2 separate regions of the Homo sapiens genome follow, and region 2 is linked to region 1. Evidence: chromatin contacts called from ENCODE Hi-C or POLR2A ChIA-PET data. All regions are on one chromosome and are shown on one strand. The core of a region is the stretch at or near the end of the contact, and the rest is flanking DNA. Distances in the headings are between cores, read along the strand shown. Region 1 holds the start of MOCS1 (molybdenum cofactor synthesis 1). Region 2 overlaps LOC102723789 (a long non-coding RNA gene).

What was found. A loop is a pair of places that touch in the nucleus more often than their neighbours do. ChIA-PET counts read pairs that join two places held with the same protein, here RNA polymerase II (POLR2A). Pooled maps may share reads with other maps.
Region 2: a pooled map shows a loop between it and region 1 (2.9-fold over the local background). The contact joins the enhancer-like site here to the promoter of MOCS1 in region 1. A Hi-C loop is called at or near these places in 1 of 168 maps with a recorded cell type or tissue (IMR-90) and 5 of 50 pooled maps. POLR2A ChIA-PET finds 5 or more read pairs at or near these places in 1 of 52 experiments (MCF 10A).

Annotation. Positions count from the first base shown.
Region 1 is chr6:39,932,077-39,936,452 of GRCh38, reverse strand. It overlaps MOCS1 (molybdenum cofactor synthesis 1), which reads left to right and starts at 1,991. Exons shown (of 11, transcript NM_001358530.2): 1 at 1,991-2,158. The coding sequence starts at 2,036. It overlaps LOC102723789 (a long non-coding RNA gene), which reads right to left and starts at 1,884. Exons shown (of 6, transcript XR_001744112.1): 1 at 1,810-1,884.
Region 2 is chr6:39,979,061-39,983,436 of GRCh38, reverse strand. It overlaps LOC102723789 (a long non-coding RNA gene), which reads right to left. Exons shown (of 6, transcript XR_001744112.1): 6 at 3,096-3,345. Among named protein-coding and RNA genes, the nearest start is that of MOCS1, 47 kb to the right of the region's middle. Within about 2 kb of position 2,290, at least 3 of the 41 ENCODE cell types and tissues checked have a DNase peak (open chromatin) inside an H3K27ac peak, as active enhancers do.

The sequences.
Region 1 (4,376 bases), core at 742-3,241:
GAGCATGTGACAAAAAGCCACCATTCCCCAGGAAAAAAAAATACAGTATTATGCATTCAAGTTCAGGGGTCTACAGAACCCTCCAAATCAATCCATGGACTTGTCACATCAGAGCCCTACTGCAGGCTGTGAGCCCTTGAAAGTATTTCCTTATTCCCAGCCATTAGCAGAGGATTCGGCCCTGATGACACTTAATCACCATATGTTGACAGAAAGGGGCACTTTTTTGCTGAATACAAGTAAGAACTTTAATAGGTGGGGAAACATTTAAGTGGACCAGACAACATCAGGAAGCCAGAAAGTTTCCCAGCACTACAGGAGTCCAAGTAGATGTATGATAATATGGAGAGGATTTCAGCCTTCAAACAGAACTGAGTAAGCCTTAGGTCTTGCCTTGGAGACCCAAGTTCTATAAAAGATGACAGTAAAGCCCAAGTGAAGGGATGATCACATACAACTTGTATGAAGAGGGTGGAATCTAGAGAGGCTCCAAGGAGCTGGTGACATTCTTGGATCAAGTTCATATGTCAGATGGCTTCTTCCCTGAGGTTGAGTCCTCTCTAGAAGGCTCTTCAAGCCTCATACATACAAAAAAAAAAAAAGTTTTTATCCTTCTCTCCCCCATACCCAGTTTTCCTGATAAATCCAGACATATCTAAACTTAGCAGTGGACAGAGCTTGAACAGTCCTCAGTTGGTCTTCAGGCCCCTTGCAAACAGACCTCTGGCATACTTGTCTCATCAGTTTCAAACACACCCCAGATACACTTTCATCCCCTACAATATATTTTCTGAATTTTGAGTATCATTGTGAGAAATTCACATTGAATCTAAGGCTAAAATCATCTCAGCTTTTCTGACAGTCCCACTGCACTTGTAAAAGTCAGTTATATTCAGTTATTTTTTCCTCTCCCACTATTCGGTCAATTCTTCAAGATCAGGAGCTATATTCCCACTTCCTAAGCATGCACTTGGCAGCTGTATGTTCCAGCCGGTGTTTTATTCTTGCAATTCCACAGGGACAGGGTTTTGGATACAACAGGCTGGTTTGAGCATAATTATTCTTAGTACATAAGCTCATTATTGTGTGTGTTATCCAAAATCTTAAAGGACTACAGCACTCTGCTTTTTATAGAGAGGAAGAGGCACACCCCACCATTCCTAACACATACTGAATCTTGACTGAATGACTGTAGAAAGCAGATTGCCCTGGGTTTGAAACCCACTATCAGCTGTGTGACTTCGAGAAAATTACCTGGTCTCTCTAAGCCTCAATGTCCTCAGTTGCAAAAAGGACATTCTATTCATACCAGGATTGTTTTAAATAACATTTAGCATGGTGCTTGGTGTATAAGAAGCATTTCAAAAATGTTGTCCACTCATTCTGTGACTTCTCATATACTCTTGCCTTCTCCACGAAAAAAAAAAAAAAAAAAAAGATTGTTAATATCCTTTTGGGGCACAACTGGAGAAGTGTATCTTGAAAGACCTAACTGACCGTTTTACAACCACAATCTGCACTATGGTGCACTGAGTGATGTGAGTCATGCAAGTGTAGGCTAAATCTTTTTATTTAGAATGTTGATATTTCACGGACTTCTGAAAATTTATTACGATTTTTTGAAATATTACATTAAAAAATTACTTACTTTGATAACCGCAGTTTACCTGGCACCCTCTTAAATTTTGCATCCAAGGCAGTGCCTCATTCGTTTGGCCCTTGTCCTGTCCTGCCTACTGTCACACCACGACCTAAATCTGAGACTAGAGCAGCCAGAAAAACTGGAAGGAAAAGAACCCCGTTCCTTACCTGAGTTTACCCTTCTGCCCTAGAGCGCTACCCCGGCCCAGGAAAGTGGGCACAGGGAGCGTACTACAGCTCCCACAAGGCCACGCGGGACTGCGTCCTCGCCTATTGGCTGCGCGGGTCCCGCCCTCCCCCTGCCCCTCCCCGCCCTTGCTGGGATGACCCCGGGGGCGAGTGCCCGGCCAGTGTGCTCCCGAAGCGGGCTGCGGTTCCGCTCGTATCAGGCTTCATGGCGGCGCGGCCACTGTCCCGGATGCTGCGGCGGCTTCTGAGGTCCAGCGCCCGGAGCTGCAGCTCAGGGGCTCCGGTGACCCAGCCCTGCCCCGGGGAGTCCGCGCGAGCTGCCTCGGAGGTGAGCCCACCCCGCCTGCGTCCACAGCTTCCCGGGGCAGGAGTGGCCCCGGCACACTGCCCTTTTCCCCCAGTAGCTCCCGGCCTATCTGCTTGACCGCTTCTGGGAGGGACCCGTTGGCACTCCTCAGTGGAGCGATGTTCTCCAGATGGACCGCCCGGTCTCACCCGCTAGCCCAGCGGGAGAGGTTCCTGGGAGTCCCGCTTCAGAACCTCCCTGCCCCCCAGCCACGCCACCCCTTCTAGCCCTGAGCTTGGCCAGAAATTCGGGTAAGCAGAGGACTGGGACTTTGGGTCCAGTGAGGTGTCTTAGTACCTTTCAGCCTTGCCTTGCACCCACCCTCTTTCTTAAACATTTTCCCTCCCTATCCCAAGAGCTGAGAGATCAGGTGTCCCTGTGACACCTGCTTCATAGTGCGACTGACTAAACATGTCACCTCGGTGTCACCAACGATGAGTTGTTACTGTAGTCCCAGGGCTCTGTAACCCATCCTTTGCTGACTCTCCTTGTCTTTTTTATTAACCTTGGGAGGGTTCAGCCTTATCCTAGAGCAGAACAGGGCAGGACGTGGCTTCTTCCAGGTGAGAAATTAATTCCTCTGTCTTTAGGGTTTTGGGTAAGATCCCTCAGTCCTTGCCAGCACCCCTCAGAGTGTTTCAAGTCATTAAAAGTTTTAGGTTTTGGTTGTTCTTCTGCTCAGGTGGTTAGGGAATAATTTGGGGGGAAAAGTACCTCTTTTCATTTAGTGAAACCTCTTTTCGGTACCTATCTAGGCGTTTTTTTCCCCGTCTCCCAGAACTAGGCTTCCTGTCCTGGGATTCATAAGATCACTGCTCCCTCCTCCCCTATATTGCTCAATGACTTCCGCCAAATTTGCTTTCCCCAAATCTAAGCCCCTCTGGGATCCTCAGATAAGCAGGCCCATGGTTGGGAAGTGAAGACTTTTTAGTATCCTCAAACTCTGAACATCATTGAGGAAGAGATAGGAAAGCAAAGATGGCTGAGAGATCTTTAAAGAATTCAAGAAAAGGGACTTTTCTTCTCCAGCCCCCCACCCCCTAGTTTATTTTGTACTGGTCTTTCATGAGAGAACCTGTGTTGAGTGACTCACATGTGGAAGCATTTAGTCCTCACTAAGCCATGTGAGGTGAGTAGAGTTTGTATGTTCAGATGAGGGGGCTAATCTAAGTTAACTTTCCTCCAGTCGCAGAGCTGTAGAGGGCAGGAACTCAACTCTAATGCTTTTCCGTCCTCCCTGTGTGGAGGCCAGGGAGAGAGCCTGCTCCTATCCATCCCTTTACACTGTGAAGGGAGGGGTAATGTGGCAGAAAGGAGAACATAGACTCTGGGGCAGCCCCATCCCTTATTAGGGATTCACCAAGTCCCCTTACCTCTCAGTGTCTGTTTTCTCATCTGCAAAGTAAGAATAAAAGTGTCTACTTCATAGGATGTCACAGGGATTAAAAGAGTTAACGTATGTTAACGTATATACTTAGAACAAAGCTTAGCCCATGTAAGTGCTGTGTTATGTAAATGTTGGTGGTAATTACTATTATCCATGCTGCCACTGGCACATGCTCTGTCCTGTGAGTCCCCTCCCATCTGGACTTGTTGGATAGCTATTCTGTCAACTCACATTGAATCCTGGACATCTCATTAGGATTATCTTCAGCAGACTGGGAGTTCCTGAGGGCTGGGTGCACCTCCGCCTTTCTATCCCCACAAGCGCTTAACGCAGGGTTGTGCAGGCAGTGGATTCAGCCAATAATTGTAGCTGCTTGAAACTTAACTAGTGAGGAGTCACGTGGCATAGTAGACCACACTGGACAGGGAGTCCCATGTTTTCACCCGCCAGTTTCGCCTCCAATTTCACCTGGCTCCTGGGGCTGTCACTTCCCTTTGCTTCATGTTTATAAAATGAGAGGACTGGGCCAGCCCATCATAAGATGGGGGAGGGCACAGAAACTTGTCTTGAGGAGACTCTAAGGGGAGGTGAGTCTGGAAATGGATATGTTCTGCTCATCTCCAGAGCTTGCCAGTTGGGGTGGGGACACCTTGAACCCCTTCTTGCAGGGTCTGTCTCCCCCAACACGCCCACACAGGGCTCTGGTAGTCTGGTTTGGGATGGGAGGTGCTTGGAGAGCTAGGATGGAAAGCCACTGGGCATTGTTTGTGTGGCAGGATGAGGGTGTGAGGGAGAGAAGTGAGGTTAAGTGGG
Region 2 (4,376 bases), core at 1,041-3,540, 47 kb before region 1:
AAGGGAGGAACTTGCCCAAGTGAAGGAGCAGGTCTCATTCCTGGTTGACTATAGCCTTGAGTGAGGACAATAAACCTGAGCTCACAGTTCTGATAAAACACAAAGCAAGTAAATGTTGATGAGGAAACACTTCCACCACTCCCACCAACCAACCCTCTCCATCTTAATTTCTACTCAACACACAAGGAAGACCTGTTGCATCTAAAGATATTGCTGAGATGTTGGTTGGGTCTCATTTACTAGTTGATGAAGGACTAGGCCTATAAGAGGGTCCTGATTCAGCGCACTCATTCTGTCAACTGGAATGAGAGCTCTAGGAAGTTTTTCATGATCTTTATTATTTGAGTGTCTTCATCAAATTCCTTCCTGCTTGCAGTTTGAAGCTCAGCTCTCTTTAGCTAAGTATCTTGGTTTCTAATCCATGGCCTTTGAGTGTGGAGGGTAGGTAGCAATCTGTGCCAAAACCTCAAACCCCAGCCTTGTGTTTAATTCAGAGCTCTGTATTGAAGGTTACATGTCACTGACTGCTGTGGTTTGAATATATCCCTCAAAGTTCATGTGTTGGAAACTTAATCACCAATGCAACAGTGTTGGGAGGTGGGGTATAAACAGAGGTGACTAGGTCCTCAGGGCTTTTCCCTCATGAATAAACTAATTCCATTATCAGAGTGAGTTTCTGATAAAATGATGAGTTCTGCCCTCTTCTCTTCCTCTCTTTCCATGTGATGCCTTCTGGCATGGTATGTAACAAGGAGACCCTCATCAAATGCAAACCCTCAATCTTGGACTTCCCAGCCTCTAGAACTATAAGAAATGAGTTTCTTTTCCTAGTTACCTAATCCATAGTATTCTTTTATGGCAATACAAAATGGACTAAGACACTGATCTGTCAAGTAATAAAGAGACACTTTGAGTTCTGACTTCATTTTTTATAAATGTCTCTTTGGGGAGCAGAAGACTAGACATCCACTATTCTTTACCCAGTGAAAAGAAAAACTTTTTCTTTTGGTAAGAGCACTTTCCTTTTGAAAAACTCTATTCTGACTTTAATCATGCAGTTTGAGTGAGATTGTCAATCACACTCTATAGGGTGGGCAAGTGGCCCAAGATAAGCCAATCAGAGCAACAGTAATGATTGGCCCTGCTTTGAGCATATGCTCATCTTTTGCCAGTGTCAGTCCTTGTTAAACTGAATTCTGGTTGTAAAGAGCCTTTACCTTTCCTGTAGTGAAGTTGGTAAGAGATGAGCATAAAGCAGCCAGGACCCCATCTCCCACCAGAGAGAGTCAGTCTTTCACAAGAAAGAAAGAATTTGACATTCAAAGCAATAGAAAAATCGGTGAGAATGTTCCAGAAAATATAACTGTCACTCATCCAGTCTTTCCCAGCTGTACCCATGCCCTCCCTGAGGCCAAAAACATTTCCTTTTTGTCTAGGGTAGACTTAATTGGATTTCTGTCACAAGCAACAGAGTCCTGACTGATTTAGTAGAGAAGATGTGTGGTGGTTCTGGGTCCCTGGCCATCATACAACCTCTGACCTAAATCCTTCACAGTACAGATTAGGTAAAGGAATGCCACAAAGTCAACGGTGATCAAATCTCCATAAATAGGTCAGGTGATGCTTCCCAAAGAAGCAATACCTATTAAAGGCATAGGTTTTCAGAACCCAAAAAGCATCATGGGAGAATTTAAGGAGCTTCAAGTAACAGACTAGTAAAAGTAAGGAAATTCTGCAGCAGGAAAATGTCTCACAAGCCATGTTACGGCATTTCAACTTTATCTCACAGGCGATGGGGAGCCACAGGGTTTACCGTCTAAGACCCTTAACCTCTCTATTCCATCAAAACAACTAATAGGTCTTAGACTGGCACTTCTTGTTTTCAGTGGTAGAAGTAGAGATTAGAAGTTAAAAATAACTGGAAGCAGAATCTGAGCTCATTGCCTTGTCCTTAGAAGTCTGAGGCAAGGGAGGATGGGACAGTGCTATTCCTTGGTGATCTTGAACCAAGTTACTGCCTCCCTGACCACCAACCCTACCCCTTACTCCCCACCCCCATCTTCTTATCTGTGACAGTGGCATTTCCCATTCAGCCCTTAAAAAAAAAAAAAAAAAAAAAAAAAAATTGGTTCATTGAGAAACCTTTGCTGACTCATGTACTAACCAACACTTCCACCTAGTGGGAACCTTTGGAAATCATCTCACAGGATCAACACCCCTCTTCCCCGCCACCCACTGCACAGCTTCTATAAAAGACAGAAATGTCCCATTCTCTGCTTGGTCTCTCAGTGACTGTCTCTTTGACCCCAGTCTTCCACTGCCATGCACATGAACATAGTTCCCTACATGGGAATAAGGCTTTGTAACCTGCAAGCAGTGCTCACATATCAGCCTCTGTGGCCTTCATCTAAAACAGTACATCCGTGCTTCCTGGCTCTGTTCGTCATCTTGGTATAAACATAGGATGGCAATAGTGTCCAAACATGGCATTCCTCTGGATCTTTCACTGTCTATTTTGAGTGGCCTTCAGCCCCCTCATATTCCTCCCTAGTGATTTTAGAAATTGTCAGTGCCAGTTGACAACTCCAGTCATCTGGGTGACTGTAATGTATGCCATGTTTATTTTTTTATCAACTATATGTTCACTCACTGGAATGATGTGTTCTTTTGGCATTCATCTCTAAATATTACAGCTCCTTGCTTAATGAGATACCAAAGCCCATGTAAGATACTGGGGACATTGTTATCTATGCTGAAAAGGCCACCATCACCAGATGTCCTCTAGTGTCTGAGCTACTAGTGTCATTGTCAAGGGTATTGGCTATTACCATTACCAGGACATCATCCCCACCCCCTGCCCCTACCGTCTCCCCTCACTATCAGCAGTTGTCATCAACTGGCTCTCTTACATATTCAATGTTCTATGAAGACAAAAGTTTTCTGCTCTACAGTCCAAAGGCTGATGAAATATTTCTATTGGAGAAAATCATCCCTACTTCTAATTCTACTTATTTCTATACCCCAACTTCTATCCACTTTTTTCAAACCTAGGGTCAGAAGAACAATATTTCTATTGCAACTTTGGATGAAGTTCCACCAAAGTGAGTTGTGCTTCTTCTCTTTTCCAGTGCTTAATTCTGAGACATGGCCAGGTTTGAGGCTGGGTAGGAGAAAAACAACTAGAGAGCCAAGTCTCACTGCTTTGTTCCTCACTTTGAGAAAAGGGCAGATGATTCAGGATCCTCTGATCTGGACTCCAGGCATCATTCTTGATGGATTTCTAGACCCAGGAATTGCCTTGGACATCATCCACTTGCTGTATGCTATGTTCAGCCTGGAACAGAACTGAGGGAGGAGGATGGGAGGGGAAGGAAGAGTGGGCAGAAGGGAGAAAGAGATAGAAACAAAAAGAATACAGTGAAAACTCCATGAAAAAGTAGAAAGTGTCCATATTTTTCAGGTCACTTGGTGGACATGACTTCCTGTCTTTCGTGTAATATGGAATCAAAATTATTGAAATAGACTGATTTGGTCTCCTTTTAATTGTCAGGAGTGAAAGAGTAAAGGGATGTGTTTGTTTTGCTTTGGGTCTATTTTTGGTCATGAATTTTGCAAGATTGCCAAAGATTATGTTTATTCTCTTGTTGGCTGAAGATTTCACCCTGTTTTTCTGAGAGGCTGGGCTTGTCTTTTCCACCCATCTCCTGGGAAAGAACGTAAAAAAAGAGGGAGTTGAATGGCTTCTGCAGAGGCAAGACTTGAGCTGGCCTGAGAGGAGGCAATGGCTCGGGTCCACAGAGAAGAAGGCCTGGATTTCAGTTCTCTACTTGCATCATGGTGCCTGTGTTAAACATTGCTAAGTTGCAGACTTCATGCACCCAGCACAGGCCCTAGCACAGAGTAGGCATGCAATAAGAGCTTGCTGAGTAGAACTGAACAGAGAATGTCAAGGTTATGGGGAGATACCTAGAGGGTTAATCTGGATCTTCTATGCAAAACTCTAGGAACAATGAAGGAGGAAGCTATTTAGTAGTTGAAAAGAAATAGCAGAAACTGGAAAGTGCAAATTCAAAAATAAGTCCTGCAGAGACATTTAGAATAAGTCTAAAATCTTAGTATCAGAAATTGAGAATTTGAGGAAATCTAGTTGAACCTGCTATTATAACCAATAAAGTGGCCGCATCTTGATCCTGCCACCAGTTTTTGGGCAACATCAGGCAAGGTTTTCTATCTCCCTCAGGTGGCCTGATTTGCATTGCCCAGGATCCTGTAAGAGGAAGGGAGGTGTCCCCTGTGGCAATGAATGGAGGGGAAGCATTGACTGTGACAGGAACAGGGCATAAGAATAACATGTTCTCATTGCAGCATTTGGGAAA